Linked DNA regions of Mus musculus: all the other regions are linked to region 1. A link is a contact called in ENCODE Hi-C data. All regions are on one chromosome and are shown on one strand. The core of a region is the stretch at or near the end of the contact, and the rest is flanking DNA. Distances in the headings are between cores, read along the strand shown. Region 1 holds the start of Gdap2 (ganglioside-induced differentiation-associated-protein 2). Region 2 holds the start of Phgdh (3-phosphoglycerate dehydrogenase). Region 3 has its middle 3.8 kb from the start of Gm32803.

Region 1 (2,938 bases), core at 311-2,810:
GATCTCTTGGGGGACTCACACACAAATGAGTGCAGGCAGGTCAGTCAAGGCTCTCCCACTTCACCCTTCCAAGAGTCGGTGTCATTTAACGGTGTCCATTTCTTATTTCTGACTTACCTTCTCGCCTTTCCTTAAGTCCCAGATAAAAACGTGTTCACAGGCGGGTACTGCCACATAGCGTCCTTTCTCACCACGGAGTGTCACAAAAACAATGTTACCTTTTTGGCTGCCAATCAAGCCAAAGACAGCACTAGCCACATAGCGCAGATACTGTTTAGTAAGCCCCATGCTGGGCTGTCTGATGACACCGGGAAGGCAATCTGTGTAAATAAACAAAATTCAGTTTTTGCAATACAATGACTCTGCACAGCTAACAAACAGGAACCTTTTTTTTTTACATGATCAAAAGCATGTAACTTGGCACAGATGGTAAAGTACCTGCTGTAGTACCCGCACCCACACATAAGGCCAGGCACAGAAAAATGCAGGTCTATGACCCCAGCACAGGGAAGGCAGAGAGAGAGATTCCTGGGATTCGAAGAGACCCTGTGTGTAGATCAGAGGAAGCCCAGAGTGAATGGGTCCTGCTGACATGAATGTAGCCATGTCAAGGACTTCAATGCCCCAGACCAATAGGAGAGGCATCATGGTCCTTTGGTTCAAGTGGGATGTTTACAGTGTTCCAGAAAATGTTCACCATAGCCTTCTTCCCTCCCACCACACCACCATGTGTACTGACTGAAGACTGCTCCCCACAGACTGTCCCTATTGCAATTAGATATTATCTCTATACAATCACCCTGTCTCCTTGTTCAGTTGTAAGCAATAATCCCCTCTTCATTTTCAACTGTATATAATAAGCTCGCAGAGCTTATGGGGCTGCTGCAGTTCCTCTATCCAAAAGCTCAGACCAACCGATCTCAGCTTTTATGCATGTGTGTTCATGTGTCTGCCTTTTCTACCCAGTTTTCTCTTCCCTGCACTTTCATCTCCAGTTTGTCTTCAACGAGCTGCTGCACTGGTTTTCTATCTAGCACTTCCACGTCCACGATTTTCGCTTCAAGTCATAGTAACACGCTTGTTTATCGTTTTCACATGCACTGTACCTACCCGAGGGCTTTAAAGCTTATTTCTCAAATAACTTCGCTTGTTTTCCTTCCTGCGACCTGGTCACTCTCAAACTATCCCCCGCACCTAAGTTTCTATTGCACATCATCCCCGAAATAATCCAAGGAAATCGGGCAGTTCCAGCAGCCTCGCACTCCGGCCCGGGGGCAGCGCGCGGCCTCTGGGTTCTGCGATGCAGACGGCCGCGGCAAAGGGCTTCTCCCCGGCCTCCCTAGTGCCCTTAGCGCGGAGTCCCTCGCCGCGTCGGCTCACCGTGAACACCACTGTGCGGGGAACCGCGCCCCGCGATCCCTAAAGAGCCAGCAACACTCACCTCACTCTCCACGAGGCTCCAGCAGACAGCGCTGCCTACGAGACCCGCCACTTCCGGTCCGATTGGAAGTTTCTTCCGCCCGGCGTTTCCCTTACCTTCTAGGCGGAAGTGACGGCAGAGCGCTGTGATTGGGTGGCGTGGCGGAGAGGAAGCGGGTACCTTCGCTGTCAGATCGCTGTCGCCAGTCACCCTGGCCTCTGGAGACCGGTTCGCTTCAGCCTCCGCCTCTGGCAAGCAAAGTGTACGGATGTCATCCGCCTGAATTCTGCCACGGATCTGAGTGAGCTGCGGGCCGCCGCCCGGATGGGCCCGCCCGAGCGCTGTGAGAGAAGGGCGAAGCCGGGAAGGGAGGGCGACACAGTCGGGTGCGGCGGCTGGGAGGGATTGGGCTGGCGGGTCCTCCCGGGCTTTGGGCTTCGCACTCAGGGTAGGTTGGGTCGCCAAGCTCTGGGGACGCAGGTCCCCGGGATTTGCTGGGACGCGGTGCTGCGAGCAGCCCTGCGGGTGGCGGCTCTAGCAGAGTCCAGCCCGTCCTATAAATCGGGTTCCCTGTGGTCAGACGCTGAGCCCAGGATGCTGAGTTGTAAAAAGACCCCGCAGTCCCTGGAGTGACATTGACCTGGCTTTGTGTTTCCGCTTTCAGGTCACTTGAGAGGGAAGTGACCCTGGGCTTACTGGTCCTTAATTGTAGACTGAGACTGAGCCACTCTGTTAACGAGGAAATTAGCTTTTCTTCTCTTGCCCCCTTTTATCCTTGGGCTGGTCTAGAAGTTTTAGAAACGAGGTCTGATGTCTGTAGCTGTCTATATAACTGTACGTATAACTATACAAAAGAATTGATCCCTGCCATGGTTTACTGAACCTCTGTAGCCAACCTAGAAATTAGACATGTAGACAATTGTAGCTGACAGGTAGACTTGTCTTCCTTATTTTTTTTTTTTTTTTTTTTTTTTTTTTTGAGACAGGGTTTCTCTGTGTAGCTCTGGCTGTCCTGGAACTCACTTTGTAGACCAGGCTGGCCTCGAACTCAGAAATCCGCCTGCCTCTGCCTCCCAAGTGCTGGGATTAAAGGCGTGCGCCACCACGCCCGGCCTTTCCTTTTTAATTTTAGCTACTATTTACTGGGTAAGATTTTCTTAGTGATTTAAAACATGTCCAGCTCATCCTCTGTGTTTAAGAAAATTGTTTTGAAAGAAGAATCATTTGTAGTGGGTTGGATGAAAAGAAGGCAAGAAATCGTGATGATAAATTTATTCCAGGCTGGGGAGGAACATTTGGATAGATGTGTATGGACCCTACCTCCTGTAGATGCTGTGCATTTCCTTGTTAGAGATGGGAGATGTGTGCTTTGGTGGGGAAACAGTTTAGAAGATTTCAGGCCTGCCCAACCTTTAGACATTGCCAATTGATGTTGTCATCTTTGGTCGTGGGATCAAAGCCAGGTTTTGTCCACAACTTTAATACCAGCACTGGAAAGCCAGCCTGGTATGATATAGA
Region 2 (2,938 bases), core at 250-2,749, 1.8 Mb before region 1:
TACTCTGTGTAGTCCTGGCTGTCCTCGAACTCACGGAGATCCACCTGCCTCTGCCTCCTGAGTGCTGGAATTAAAGGTATGTGCCATCTCCACCTAGCTCTTTCAAGCTTCTTAAAGACCAGGCCTAGAAAAAGTCTGCGAATAAGGGCTGCTGGGCACGTGGCTATTAGCTCGGTAGAGGAAAAGGGATTGGGGGCGGGGAAGGGTCTTGGGAGAAATAGACAAGCGAGCTCAGAGAGTTTCCAGGGTTGCAAGAACAACCCCGCTTGGTCTCTGCGGTTTGAGGCCTCAGCCTGAGCAGGAAGACTGGTACATTCCTCCTGGCTGCAGGCCCTAAGCGAGCACGTGGAACTTTGGGGGTGGGGCAGTACAGCTGGGACGAGACAGCATACCTGGATGGATTAGATCTACAGGAAGGGCAGGAACTGAAGTGCTCACAAAGCAGAAACCCCTTCCTTACGTCTGAACAAAGTCACCCGATTTACACAAGCTTTTCAAATAAGTGAAAGACTTTTAAGTTTTATAACGATTAGAGGTTTGCTCCGAAGACTTCGTAGAAGTAACCTGTCCCAACTGCGCTTGGAACAGGATTCTGATGTAGTGAAGTCGGGCCTGATCGGCAATGAAGCCAATGGTGGAGGTTGACTCCCGGCGGCGGCCGCGTGGGCGGCGCGGGGCTCCGGCTGCACCCCCGGGCCGCCCGGAATCCTGCGAGCGCTCCCCGGGGCGGGGGAAAGAGCGCCAAGGTCTTGCATCAGACAAAAGGCGGTGCGAGTCCGCTGCCACAAATGCCACGGGACCCGCAGGAGCAGAGCCAGCGCCCCGCGCCCCCTGCCCCCACCCCAGGAGTCTGCACTGAGCAGGGATGGTGTGCGTGTAGCACCCCGAGCCGGGAGCTCGCAGCCTGGGTCGCCAGGCACGAAAGCTCCAGAGAGGTTCTGGCATTCGAGAGAGGTTCTGGCATCCCGCAGGACCAGATGGAGCAGCTGCACTTTGCAGCGCCGGCAAGAAACACGCGGTAGCAAAAAGCACAAAAAGTTTGCATTCTGCACCTCCAGGCCATTCGTTCCTCTCTGCTTTTCCTCCCTCCCACTGCTGGTCCCGAATCTCCGGAGGCCCCGGGACCAACTGATAAGATAGGGGAGGACAGCCCTGGAACCACTGGGGTCAGCGGGTTTGGCCATAAAGATGCCCGGTGATTACGCTTGTGTCCGGCTCGCCTTACCTGGAGTTCAGCTATCAGCTCCTCCTTGCTCAAGTTCTGCTTCTCCACCACCTGCAGCCCTCCATCTTGCAGGATCTTCCGGCAGCAGGGGTCCAGGCTGTCACTGATGAGTACTTTGCGCAGATTTGCGAAGGCCATTGCTAGAGTCAGGCCTTAGAATCAGTTGCTGTGGGTGGGCAGAAGCACTTAGTTCAGGAAACTGCAAGCAGGGCTGGCTCCGGTGACTGGGCAGGGTTCTCGATCTCCCGCTCCCCCTTTATCCTCCCCCTCCTCGCGCCAACAGTCTCCTTTTGATTGGTCAGAAATGCTTAAACTCTGCTGACTCCGCCTCCCCGGGCAGAGCCTCCCACACATTTTTTTTTTTTTTTTTAAATCCTACACAGACTACACTTCCAGCAGTGAAGCCCTTACCTGCCCCGGGTGAGCTTTAACACGCACGATTTATGCCAGCAGGCTGATTTATATTGGAAATAAACAGAAATACGCTGTCTCCACGAGGGAATTAAATCTCATAGTAACTTCTTTCCTCTTAAAGACCATTTATTGGCTGGGTATTTATAACTCCTAGTTGAGCATAATTAGACTGAGTAAGGCCACGGGTTCGATTCTCAGCAACGCACACACACACACACACACACACACACACACACACACACACACACCGTTAGGAGATTAAGGAACAAGGTGTGTGTGTGTGTGTGTGTGTGTACATAAGAGTTGGTTCTTGCCTTCCACCAATCCCAGTGGGAGATGAGAGACAAGTCTGGGAAAGGCAAGGGCTTCTTATTCCTTACCCCCCAAAAGACTTTAAGATTAAATCTAGATACAGTAAGGGCCATGAATGAGGCTGGAGGACCACTTGAACCCAGGAGTTCCAGGTCAGCCCCAGATGGGAGTCAGGGAGGGGGAGAGAAGTACAAGGGTGGTAGTGGTTTTAGTCTTTAGAAGTTAGATGATTACTTTTTTTTTTTTTAGAAGGGATTAAATCTGTTAGGTAAATTCAGCCTTGATTATATTATATAAATAACACCCCTTACTATTATACCTCACAATCTTAACATCAAATGTAAGTAAGAGAGTCTCTTTCAGAACTATGTACTGACAAGTCCTCTGCCTGTGCTGTTACCTCCATCCACAAAACAGGAACCCTGGCCTTCTTGGAAGAACTGGGGAAGTAGTTCTGCCCTTTCCTCTAGACTTTCCTTCCTTTCCCTTCTCTGGCCCAGCCCCTTGGGAAAAGAGAGACTTCAGCAGCCACAGCAGGCCAGCTCGGATGCCCTTGGCTCTCCGGATAAGAGTAACAGTAACAGGGTTCATAGGGACCGGAGGAGAGCAGCCGACTTAATTTTCTATTTGGAGACCAGTGGTGAGCCCCAAACCTGCACAGTGAGAAGTAAAGCAGATAATTTTTCGGGTAGAATATCAATGATCCAGCGGGGGTTGATTTCCAGCTTCTTAAACAAACAAACAAAAAGAAGAAGAAGAAGAGGAAGAAGAAGAAGAAGAAGAAGAAACGGACTCTGAAAGTATCTCTCCAGGCTTTTGCTTTCTTCTCCGTAACGTGAGCCTGACAGTAGGGAAGTGTCCGATGTGGGGATGAGATAAGAAAGACATCTTGGGGATTAGTGTGCCCTGCACCCCTTCACTCTAAGCCAGTCAGCTGACATGTCAGGTGGCGGGTATCCTTTGAGACACTGTGGAGAACCCTGGAAT
Region 3 (2,938 bases), core at 183-2,682, 1.1 Mb after region 1:
TAATCCCATGTTTTTATACAGTCTAAGAAACAAACATCTGGCTTCTACTGGATTCGTGTGTGTGTGTGTGTGTGTGTGTGCGTGTGTGTGTGTGTGTGTGTGTGCTCGTGCATGCACACACGTGTACACACAGGGTAGGTGGGGGTTGTTTTAAATGCACATGTGCAAGCCAGAGAACTCTTAGGAATCCATCCTCCGGAAAGCCATCTACCTACTTTAAAACAAAGTCTCTACGTTACCCGGAGCTCCTTAAGTAAGTTAGTCTGCTGGCCAGCCAGACTCAGGCCTCCCCTCCCCTCCCTGGAGCAGGACATTAAGTGCACATTAACAACCAGTGTTTCCACCCAGGTTCTGAGGACCAAACTCAGGTCTTTATACTTACAGGGCAAGAGTTTTACCAAACGAGCCGCCCTGCCCCTGTCATTCCACCATTTGAGTTGCGCTTTCCCATCTGTTTTCTCTCGTCTACCCATTACACACCCGTTATCAGATAATGCAGGTGGCTTCTGTTCTCAGCTCTTTCAAAATCCTCTTAAGAAGGGAAAGCCAGGGAACCCCTGAGTCTCTCTGCACCCCTGGGAGCCCCACCTTGCATCCACCCTGTCTCTAGGAGGGCTCTAAGTTCTCCTTTCTGTGAAATTCCCCCAAGTCTTACAGAAATCCTGTAACGACAAGTGAATAAATTAGCAAACAAATAAGACAGCCTGGATAAAAGTCGGAGGATTCCACCACTCAATATAAAATAAGACCACAGAAATGAAGGCATACTGAGACCAAGGCTGAGTGCTGAGGTTTGTTTTTCTCTCAAGAGAGACCAGGCTGTTACCAATGGTTAAGGCATCGGAGCCAAGGGGCAAGGGACCATGACCTCTAGCTGAGCCTCAGCTCAGTACAGCAGATTTATGACTGTGGGCACAGACACAACCTTTTTCCCCATTACAAAGATGCATTCTGTGGGGTGGCTAAAAGTCCACAAAACCGTTTCATCGTTTATGGTTACGAAGCAGCATAAGCTACTCCTTAATAGATTATCCTGATTTCCCAAACAAACACCAGAAAAATGGGACTTAGGTCTATTGTAGATCCTAGTTTGGAATCAGTAGGGAGCCCCAATAGTATTTGACATTGTGACCTCATGTAGAAGCCACTTGTGCATCTCTGAGCCTCATCAAAAAGAACTAGCAATACAGAAAGTCCCCGGATAAGGGGTCCAATCCTAAAACTACCACCACCGAGAGCTGTCATCTGTCCCTCTCCATGGTCATGGGGCAGTATCCTGTGCCAGCTCCTGCCAAGTGTGTATTAGTAAGTTCTGAACTGTGTTAGCAGCTTCGTGGTTTTCTGTAGCCTTTTGCAGCCTAGAAAACAGTTTCCAGCAAGAAGCCCCTGCTGTTCGATCCATTACGTGTGAAAACAGATAAGCCTGCGCATGTCCGCTGGGGGCTGGCAAGGGGAGGGAACTTAAACAAGAGCTAATTTGGCCTGTGGGGACTAGCTGAGGAAGGGCAAGCTGCTCTGGCTGGGAGCGAGGGGCTGGCAGAGGAGTCTGCCGCATACCGTGGCCACTTAAGGCTGGAGCACATGAAGGTCTGTTGTCCGCGGTTTGAAGAACGTTCTGCAAAGGGCTGGTTTACAGAAGGGGAAATTTTGATCTCACAGCACAGATCCGGTTTCCTGAGAACCATCTGCTTGTTTTTCTCCTTCCCAAAGAGCCCACAATCTCTTGTGGGAAAAATTCAGAATGTTATTGGCTTTCCGAGGAGAGGGGATTGGAAATGCCAGATAAATAGAGACTGCAAGCGACAGGGTTTCATTGTGTTCCCCTCGGGCTGTTGGGGAGAGCCACATGGTGAAGCCGTGAGACTGTGGATAGAAATGCAGAAACAGAACTGTGGGCTGGGGACAAAGCAACAGGGGCTCTGCTGTTTAGCCAGACCACACTCACGTTCCCTGTCACGTGAGGGGCAGGCAGCATGGACCGCGTGTGTCTTGCAAAACTACATGAGGATCCAAGGAGAACAGGGATATATAAGAATCTTGGGACTCAGCCGGGCAGGTGCACTCGCGTCTGCTATGGAGATGTCACTTAAACCCAGCCAAAGCTAAGCTGTTCATCTGCCCACGTTTAAAGCAAATCTTAACTGAATTCTGTACTGGAATGCTTTTGTCTGCCTGTGGCAGGAACCCAGTTTAAAATGCCTCACTCAAACTAAGGACAAGAGCCTTTAATTCACCCAACCAATCAATTGATGGTGCTTTACTGAGAGCCTGCCTGGTGCCAGGAGGTGTTCTAGAAGTTTCTATATTCATTAGCAAAGAAGACGAGCCCACACGTTCTAAGGGTGCTGATGAGTGGGTATAGCCACACAGATGTAAATATGAGTCTGTCAGGTAATGGTAAGGTGTTCTAGAGAGACGAAGCAAAGCCAAGGGTTGGAGTGGCAAGAGGGTTCCATGTTAGGCAGACATGGTCTCAATGGCTCACCTGAAGCCTATGTGGCAAATGGGAGCCAGCCATACTGCCACTTGTGGGAGACCATGGCTGAGAGACAGAATGGCATGTGCAAAGGTCCTGAGGCAGGAGCTAAGAGGCCAGTGGGGATGGAGCGAGCTGACAGGATGCAGAATTAGGAGAGTTGCTCAGAGGGGAGCAGCCAGGTGCTGAGGATTGGGGTACTGCTCTTGCAGTGTCTTTAGGGTTCTGAGGAGAGTAGCTGTCTCCTGTGACTTCAGGTTTTCAAGCCTGACTTGGCAGAGGCAGAGAGACCCCTATGCAGGTTACTATGGGGTTTGAGTGGGAGGATTAGGAGGGTGAGGTCAGATGTAGGGAGAGCTTGGGGTCAGAGGTGGTGCTGGCCTGATTAGCCTGTGGATGAGATGCAGGGGTGGGGCTCAAGCATGACATGAGTGGAGGCGGTAAGATCAAAGCTCTGTTCTC

Evidence for each region. A loop is a pair of places that touch in the nucleus more often than their neighbours do.
Region 2: a map of v-Abl transformed pro-B cells shows a loop between it and region 1 (6-fold over the local background). The contact joins the promoter of Phgdh here to the promoter of Gdap2 in region 1. A Hi-C loop is called at or near these places in 2 of 37 maps with a recorded cell type or tissue (regulatory T cell and v-Abl transformed pro-B cells).
Region 3: a map of T-helper 2 cell shows a loop between it and region 1 (5-fold over the local background). The contact joins the enhancer-like site here to the promoter of Gdap2 in region 1. A Hi-C loop is called at or near these places in 2 of 37 maps with a recorded cell type or tissue (T-helper 2 cell and v-Abl transformed pro-B cells).

What each region holds. Positions count from the first base shown.
Region 1 is chr3:100,160,903-100,163,840 of GRCm38, forward strand. It overlaps Gdap2 (ganglioside-induced differentiation-associated-protein 2), which reads left to right and starts at 1,561. Exons shown (of 14, transcript NM_010269.3): 1 at 1,561-1,763. Wdr3 (WD repeat domain 3) reads right to left here and starts at 1,505. Exons shown (of 27, transcript NM_175552.5): 1 at 1,442-1,505; 2 at 118-320. The coding sequence starts at 288.
Region 2 is chr3:98,338,470-98,341,407 of GRCm38, forward strand. Phgdh (3-phosphoglycerate dehydrogenase) reads right to left here and starts at 1,500. Exons shown (of 12, transcript NM_016966.3): 1 at 1,226-1,500. The coding sequence starts at 1,363.
Region 3 is chr3:101,298,924-101,301,861 of GRCm38, forward strand. No RefSeq gene overlaps it. Among named protein-coding and RNA genes, the nearest start is that of Gm32803, 3.8 kb to the left of the region's middle. Within about 2 kb of position 1,433, at least 1 of the 3 ENCODE cell types and tissues checked has a DNase peak (open chromatin) inside an H3K27ac peak, as active enhancers do.